2 separate regions of the Homo sapiens genome follow, and region 1 is linked to region 2. Evidence: chromatin contacts called from ENCODE Hi-C data. All regions are on one chromosome and are shown on one strand. Each heading gives the region's core, a stretch centred on a gene start or an enhancer-like site at or near the end of the contact. The rest is flanking DNA. Distances are from core to core; before and after follow the strand shown. Region 1 holds the start of SKA1 (spindle and kinetochore associated complex subunit 1). Region 2 holds the start of ZBTB7C-AS1 (ZBTB7C antisense RNA 1).

Region 1 (3,933 bases), core at 250-2,749, 2.2 Mb before region 2:
AACTTCCAGTTCTGCAAGCTCCATCAATGGTAAGTGGCCTATACAGGTGTTCCATTTTTAATCTTTTACTGTATCTTTTCTATGTTTAGATACACAAATACTCACCATTGTGTTACACTTGCCTAAGGTATTCAGTACAGTCACATGCTATACGGGTTTGTTGCCTAGGAGCAATAGGCTATATAGCCTAGATATGTAGTAGGCTATACCATCTAGGTTTGTGTACATTTACGTACATTCTATGATGTGATGTTTGCACAACGACAAAATCATGTAACGCTTTTGTCAGAACACATCTCCATCATTAAGGAACGCATGACTGTATCTCTATTTAGCTGTAGAACCATGGATGCCACATAACCTTCAAATCTCACCATTGGCCTATGTGTCTCAGAAAAACATAAGTAAATAATTCTAATGAATATTCAGTTCATTGTTCAATGTACCTTACATTTTTAGTATCCTCCACAATATTCAAAATGACATTGGACTATTTAAAAAATCGTTATGCAAAAATCTAAAATTACCTAAGATGCAGTCACTTAACCAAGCAAAGATATCATTCAGAGTGGAATAATCAAAATGCATTTTGTATATACAAAGTCAGTGGAATCTGTTTTACTTACCACAGTTTCTTAATGATAAGGTTTTCTTAATATTGCCAATCTTTTCATTAACATGAGAGCATAATTGTTCCAGATCTGACGAGGCCATCCTTTAAGCCTCTGAAGAAAAAAACATAAACATATTCGTAACAAGAAAAGCCACACAAATTTCTGTTCACTTTCGAAATCCAAGAATGGTCAATGTCAAGTAAATCACATGTCTTTGAAGGTTAAGCACAAAAATTCAAGAGCAATTTCTTTCATTTCTACAACATTCAGTTTCTAACCACGGTACCGTACTGACTTGTCTTAGAGCCTTAGGCCATCGATGGATCCCAAACCAGGGGAAAGAGGATAAGCCTGGGTCCTTTCCTTAAGGATTCAGGAGGACAAACGCACTATTTGTATATAAAGACAACATTGGTATTTTCTTTAAACACGCAAAATAAGGACACATTTTTTAAAAATGTGTTACACTGTCAAAGAAATGGGCCCAGGTAATCATTTTTCCTGTGCTGTGAGGGGTTGGGGCTTTACAGTTTGGGATCGGTAAGGAGGCCGAGAAATGGGAAAGAACCAGTTTCCCACCCACTCCGCCGGTGAGAGAGAAGGGGAGGGTCTAAAGCATCCAACCCAGCCTCCAGCCCCGTCCTCCCCCAAGCCCGGCGCGGTCCGCGGCCCCCAGCTGCCAAGCAGCTACCTCGGGCGCTTCCAAAGGCAGGGTCCCCAACACACAGACTCCAACCTCAAGTCCGTCCGGGAGCAAAAGGCTACTCGCCGCTGGGTCTCCAGCTGCGGATACCGCAGTCTCCGTTGGAAGCCCAGGATGGTGAGACGGGACTCTGTAAGCAAAATTCAAACCGCCCGCCGCGCCCTAGCGCAGCGCAGGCGCACATCCATGCTTCCGAAGCGCAGGCTCAGCCGCTGTTCCCGGTTTGCGTCATCCGGGGCCACAGCTGGGCGGGAAGGAGGGGTGGCCGAGCCGGGGAAAGGCGGGGCGACGGCGAAGGCGGGGCTTCCGGACGAAAGGGTAACCCGGAGGTGCTCTTTCCGCGCTAACCAGTCTGGGGAGATTTCAGCAGGTCATGCAGTCTTGACCGCAGCCCAGCCAGGGACCTGGCGTCACCAAGTCCTGGTCTTTGACATTTGCTGCACCTTAGAGTCACCAGGGGCAGCTATTACAAGTCTCAGTGCCTAGAGTACACCCCAAGTCGGTGAAATCAGACACTGGGGAAATGAGGCACAAGCCTTAGTATTTATAAAAACACCCCAGAAAATTCCAAAGAGCAGCTAAGTTTGTGTGGAAGAAACAGTGACCCTGTCTTCTGGGTCTTAGACAGCCTCTGTAAGTGTTCCCGGGCCAAACCAGGGGTTGGGCTGCTTATTCTCATGATGAACTGGGAAAGAAGAGTTTATTTCGGTAACCGGGTACAGGGAAAAGGCCTGGAAAATATCGCCAAATCGATTCAAAATTACAAAGTTTTCCAGAGCTTATATACCTTCTAAACTATCTGTCTACATGTAAGTGTGCATGTGTGTAAAGACGTAAATGATTAACTGTTTCTAATCTATAACTAAGATCAGTCCTAAGGAAGGTCTTTATTTAAGTAAATTTACTTAATCTAGATGGCTGCAGGTGCCAGAGGTGATTACCCTTATCTTGTCTCCTGCTAAATCATGAAGGTTTGGGCAGTTCCTTCAGACCCCCGATAAACTTGTTTGTGGAGGTCTGGGGGAGTTTCTTCAGACCCCCAATAAAAACTTGTTTAATCTTGAACAGGTCCTGTTAAGAATTCCTTCTTTATTTTCTCATGCTTCAAGGACCAGGAAAGGCCTGGGCAAAACTCTTGGTGGGCTTTTGTTACATACCAGCCTTTCTATAAAGACACTGGCTCTTTCAGCTTTTAATATTTAACTTAACTAGTGCTGAAACAGTGGTTACGGAGGCCTGTCTGTTCAGCTGTTAGTGAGACCTGGCCTGCCACTTAAGAGCAAATATAAATTTAAAATAAGAAAAACAAAAGTTTAATTCTCCCTGTTGAAAAGGAGGGAAAAGCACCCAAGGCTGGAGTGGTGGCACCGCCAGGTTCTGTCCATCCCTTGGCTCCACTGCGCTATTATTATGCACTTGGACCTTCAGGCTGCCAGCCCCTGTCCTCAGGTCTTTCTCCCAGGCAGCAGAAACGAGCAAGAGGCATGTGTAATAGGCTTAACTGCCAACAGAACCAGCACTTTGAGAGCGTTGTGCTGGAAGCCACACCCAGTGGCTTCCATCTGCTTCTCACTGGTCACTCCCATCTGCGAAGGAGACTGAAAAAAATCTTTTGTAAAAAATGTAATCTGGACAGTTACTTTCACTCATGTCCGTATGAAGAGACCACCAAACTGGCCTTTGTGTGAGCAACAAGGCTGTTTATTTCACCTGAGTGCAGGCGGGCTGAGTCCGAAAAGACAGTCAGCTAAGGGAGATAGGGGTGGGGTCGTTTTATAAGATTTGGGTAGGTAAAGGAAAATTACAGTCAAAGGGGGTTGTTCTCTGGCAGGCAGGGGTGGGGGTCACCAGGTGCTCAGTGGGGGAGCTTTTGAGCCAGGATGAGCCAGGAGAAGGAATTTCACAAGGTAATGTCATCAGTTAAGGCAGGAACAGGCCATTTTCACTTCTTTTGAGATTCTTCAGTTACTTCAGGCCATCTGGATGTATACGTGCAGGTCACAGGGGATATGATGACTTAGCTTGGGCTCAGAGGCCTGACAGTTACATTGCATCCTCGAGACTTAAGTTTAGCCTAAAGTTGCCTCCATACATATTTTAAGTTGTGCCTAAAGTTTTCTCTGTAAGTCGCAAACTATAACCTAAATGAAGGTGTAAACAGACTGTAATCTACTCTTGTGCCAGTCACTGAGTTATGGCCGATGAAAGGGGGCCAGCTGCTCAAACCGTGTTCAAATAAGGCAAACACTGACTGTAACCAATCCAGCTGTTGCTATACCTCACTTCCTTTTCTGTACATCACTTCCTTTTTCTGTCTATAAATCTTCCACCACATGGCTGTGCTGAAGTGTCTCTGAACCTACTCCGGCTGGGGAGGCTGCCCGATTGGTGGAATCATTCTTTGTTCAAGTAAACACTGTTAAATTTAATTAGGCTAAAGTTTTTCTTTTAACAGACTATAGGAGTTCTATTTGTAAGGGAGAATGAGAGCATAGATACTGGGTAGGGAAGGAGTTCAGAACACACCACCTCAAAACATGCCACTGTAGCATATTGATTCTTTTGAGTGAAAAGCACTTAAAAAGCAGCAGGTGCAAGAAGGGCACACTGGCCTTC
Region 2 (3,838 bases), core at 1,237-3,736:
CTTTGTGACCTTGGACAAGAACCCTCCCCTTCCTGGACTGCAAATTTCCTCCTCTGTAAAATGAAGGGTTGGTGAGTGTCCCTGTAATGCTGGGATTTTGTAACCATACTTGTTTGTGGGAATGTGTTCAAGCACAAGGTGATCTACCTCTTGATCAGCAACAGGATGTATAGAATTGTTTTGGCTTAAGATTTCCTAAGAAGTAATATAACCCTGCTCCCTTTGCCAGCTGGGTGACCTCAGTCAAGCTACTTGACCTTTCTGTGTCTCTCTATTTTCATTTGTAAAATAAGGACAACAACAATCCCAACTTGGTGGGATGTAGGGGGTGGGGGCTCGTGGTGAGGACTAAATGAGTTAATATGTCTAAAGTCATCTGAACAGTATCTAGTATACAGTAGGTGCTTAATGTCTGGAGCTCCTTCCAAGTGCACAGCACTTACAGTGGTTAAGTTATTCACACTCTAGGTTATGCTGAGCTTTCTGAGAGATCCAGAGAAGGCAGGGAGGCCCATTCTCTGCATTCAAGGGGCTTACTAGCCTTTACTTAGAGATGCAAAAAAAAGCGCTTATGAAACAACAGCCAACAAGAAAATGCATCATCCAAGTGCTGGAGGGGTCCTGGTGGGTTAAAGAAGGAGGATCACGAGGTAAGCACTTGATCTGAACCATGGGTAGACAGGGAGACAGAAGGGAAATCTAGCAGATGAGTATGTTTGTGTATACATATGTATGTGTGTGAGTATGAGTGGTGTTGTGACTGTGTGTATGGGTTAACATGAGAGTGTGTGTATGTGCATGTTTGCCAAAAGAGCATGAACAAAGGCTTACCCTGGAATGAGAAGTCTGAGTCTTCAGCTCCCCTAGGCAGCACCACATTTTGTGGTTGTGTTGCGGCCACATGCTCCTCTCCCGCTTGTTGCTGGGACCGGGAACATGCCTGCCTGTGAGTCCAGGAGCAAGCCCTTGTGCATAACCCGGGGTGTGATTAATTTAATTATTTCAAAAGCCCCTTTGGTATTTCATGAGGGTCATGCCCCTGGCTGTGGGCTTGAATACAACTGCAGCAGGTTTCAATAAAATCAATTAATTTAATTTGATTTGGTTTTATGTACTTGGAGTTGGTGCCTCTTGAACTCAGTATGAAAATTATTGCAGAATAAAAATGCATATTAGTACTCAGAGCCCACTGTCCTTGGACTCTTCGTGGAGCCTGCAGTGCTGATCACAAAGGCAAATCCCCTCTGACCTGGCAGGAGCCTCCGCCAACTGTCCACCTAGTTAACCCCCTCCAGCTCCAGACAGTGCTTATGGCAGCTCCTGGGCTGTTTGGAGTGTTCTTCTCACTTCCCAAAGCACTTTCTTATCTGGTAGTGAAGCTAAGGCATTTCCATTTTGCATTCGTGAAATGGACTCAAAGAGACTTTGGATGGCCTTGGTCACTAGCTTACTGGTTTTTTTGTTGTCCCTCTTAATGAAACTAATTGAAGCAATATGGTGCAGTGGATTGAAAGGCAGCTCTGCCTCTCAAGAGACACATGAATTTGGGCAAGTCCTTTCACTTCTCTGGGCTTTCTTTGTCTGTAAGAGGGCTGGACATCTGCTTGAAAGGCTGATTCCAGCTGTCAGAATCACACAATCAGTGGGACAGCTGGTCTTCCTGAGCTACTTTGGGGAGCCTGTCCCACTGTTAAGCCCCACTCCATTTCCATTTCATCCAAGAGGGCTCCCAGCCAGTTCATGGAATGGGTGATGGGATTGAAGATGGGCCCTGCACTCTCCAGGAGTGGCTTCTCCCCCACATTGCTACGGATCAGAGCAAATGTTGCTTTCAAGAAGGGAGGAGCTCAGGGGCCTAGAAAGCATCTGACCAGCCCACTATTTTACAGATGAGGGAACCCAGCTTCAGAGTCACACAGCCACTGTCCAGGGCCATGCTCATGCCCAGCCACATTCACAGTTATTATAAAGGGGGGAGATTTTGCTCAGGGCTCATTTTCCAACTGTCCTTTTCATTCTTTTCTCCTGTCAGGATGGGAGAGAGATGGCCAAGCCATCTTTGGGGCCTCTCCAATAAAGCAGATGCTGACATCAGTCATTCCAGCGCCCCTACATCCCTTCTCAGGCCCAGTAGCTGCCGCTTCACTGAGGACCAACGGGCCCCATTCGGAAACATCCCCCACCAGTGCCTGACATCCCACCCTTAGCAGTTTCATTCTCCTAGACAGGAGGGCCTGCCCTCCCTCAGCCCTTCCTACTGACTGCATGCTGAGCATGAACGTTCATCCTCCTCAGTGACATTTTTCTCCCATAGGTCTTACCTGCCCAGAGCTCTTCTGTAGCAGAAACTGAGCCTGTCCTCTCCATCCTGCGTCTCTTATTTACTGAGAGGCACTATTGTGTGCTGAGAACTGCCCTGGGCACTCCCTGTACATTATCTCATTGAATCCAGCATTGGCCCCGGAAGATGGGCATTACGGTCCCTATTTTCCTGTGGGGGAACTTCAGCTCAGAGAGGAGACAGAATTTTACAAGGTCACACACAGCTATGAAGTGACAGGGCCAGGATTCAACCCCACATCTAACTCCAAGACTCTTGGACCATACCATGTGATCTCCCTCGTGCATAGGAGGTGCTTAACAGATCCTTAATGACCATGTAGCCAATACATCCCTCTGCCAAACCCCAAATGTGGGGGAAGAGGTAATAATAGTAACAACTGTCTATGAAGTCCCTATTATGTGCCAGGCACCAAACCGCAGCACTCAGTGAGGTGAATACTATTACTATCTCAATTTTACAGATGCAACAACTGAGGCATAGAGAAGTCACTTGCCCAAGGTCACCCAGCAGGTAGGTGAGCTGGGCTTCAGTGCGGCCCTGCCTCTGAGGTGGAGTCCCTGCCTCCACTGTTGCTGGATCCTCCTTTAGCTCCCCGTGGCTCTGTTTCCGGTAGAAGGTAGAAGGCTGCAGGGAAGGAGGCTGGGGCCAGGGGTGGTGTTTGCGCCTCGGGGACGCCTGCAGCTGGCACTGCCCTCCACCCAGCTGATAACTACAGCCGGGTCTGGCACGAAGCCCTGCCTGGAGGTGGGCGGCCTGCGGCGGCGGGGGGTCTGGCTCTGCGTTCGCCCCTCTCAGCCCCGCCTCGCCCCCTGCGGGGTCAGTGCGGGTCCCGCCCGCCCGGGCAGGCGCCGGCCTCTCAGGCGGTAACCGGGTAACCGTGGGCAGGGGCGGTGCCGCGCCGGGCCGCGGCCTCCCGGGGAGGCGGGCGGGTGGGGAGGTCGAGCTGGAGCGATGTGAGAATGCGGAGGAGAGGCCCGGGAAACAGGCTGCGGCCGCGGGGAGGGGCGCCCGGGAGGAGGGCGATGGCTCCCGCAGGAGGAGAGAGAGGCCGCGGGGGCGCAGAGTGGAGGGAGAGGGCGGGGCGCCCGGGAAGGGGCGGGGATAGAGGAGGGGCCTCCGGAGCGGGGCGGGGCTGGGGCGGGGCGCCCGGGCCGGGCCGGGCCGGGCAGCCGAGTGAACGCTGCAGGAAGGGGGCTGCGGGCAGGCACGGAGTCCGGGGCGCTTGTGGCCGGGCGGAGCGGCTGTGGTTGCTTCATGTCCCGGATTCTGCTTTCTCAGAGGTCAGGCGAGTGGGGCCGGCAGGGAGAGAAAGGTGGGCGAACCAGTCTGAACAGGCCGGGCAACTGGAGGAGCGTGGGCCCGGCGAACTGGGGTGCTGCCCAGCACCCTCTACCCTCACCACGCTCGGGAATTTTTCGTGAATCCGCCCCGTTGGTTTTACAGTTTCCTCTCATCCCGGCCCCACCCTGTCTCCTGACCCGCCCTCCCTTCCTC

What was found. Hi-C counts contacts between places; a loop is a spot of excess contacts on that map. Pooled maps may share reads with other maps.
Region 1: a loop to region 2 is called in a map of naive thymus-derived CD4-positive, alpha-beta T cell, with 9 times the contacts of the local background. The contact joins the promoter of SKA1 here to the promoter of ZBTB7C-AS1 in region 2. A Hi-C loop is called at or near these places in 2 of 168 maps with a recorded cell type or tissue (naive thymus-derived CD4-positive, alpha-beta T cell and transverse colon) and 4 of 50 pooled maps.

The regions. Positions count from the first base shown.
Region 1 is chr18:50,372,612-50,376,544 of GRCh38, reverse strand. SKA1 (spindle and kinetochore associated complex subunit 1) reads right to left here and starts at 1,499. Exons shown (of 7, transcript NM_145060.4): 1 at 1,351-1,499; 2 at 627-725. The coding sequence starts at 714. It overlaps LOC105372114 (a long non-coding RNA gene), which reads left to right and starts at 1,667. Exons shown (of 3, transcript XR_935466.3): 1 at 1,667-1,950. RefSeq lists a silencer at 2,712-3,006.
Region 2 is chr18:48,161,364-48,165,201 of GRCh38, reverse strand. It overlaps ZBTB7C-AS1 (ZBTB7C antisense RNA 1), which reads right to left and starts at 2,486. Exons shown (of 5, transcript XR_001753437.2): 1 at 2,322-2,486. The region is part of intron 3 of ZBTB7C (zinc finger and BTB domain containing 7C); the gene reads left to right. RefSeq lists a silencer at 3,367-3,566.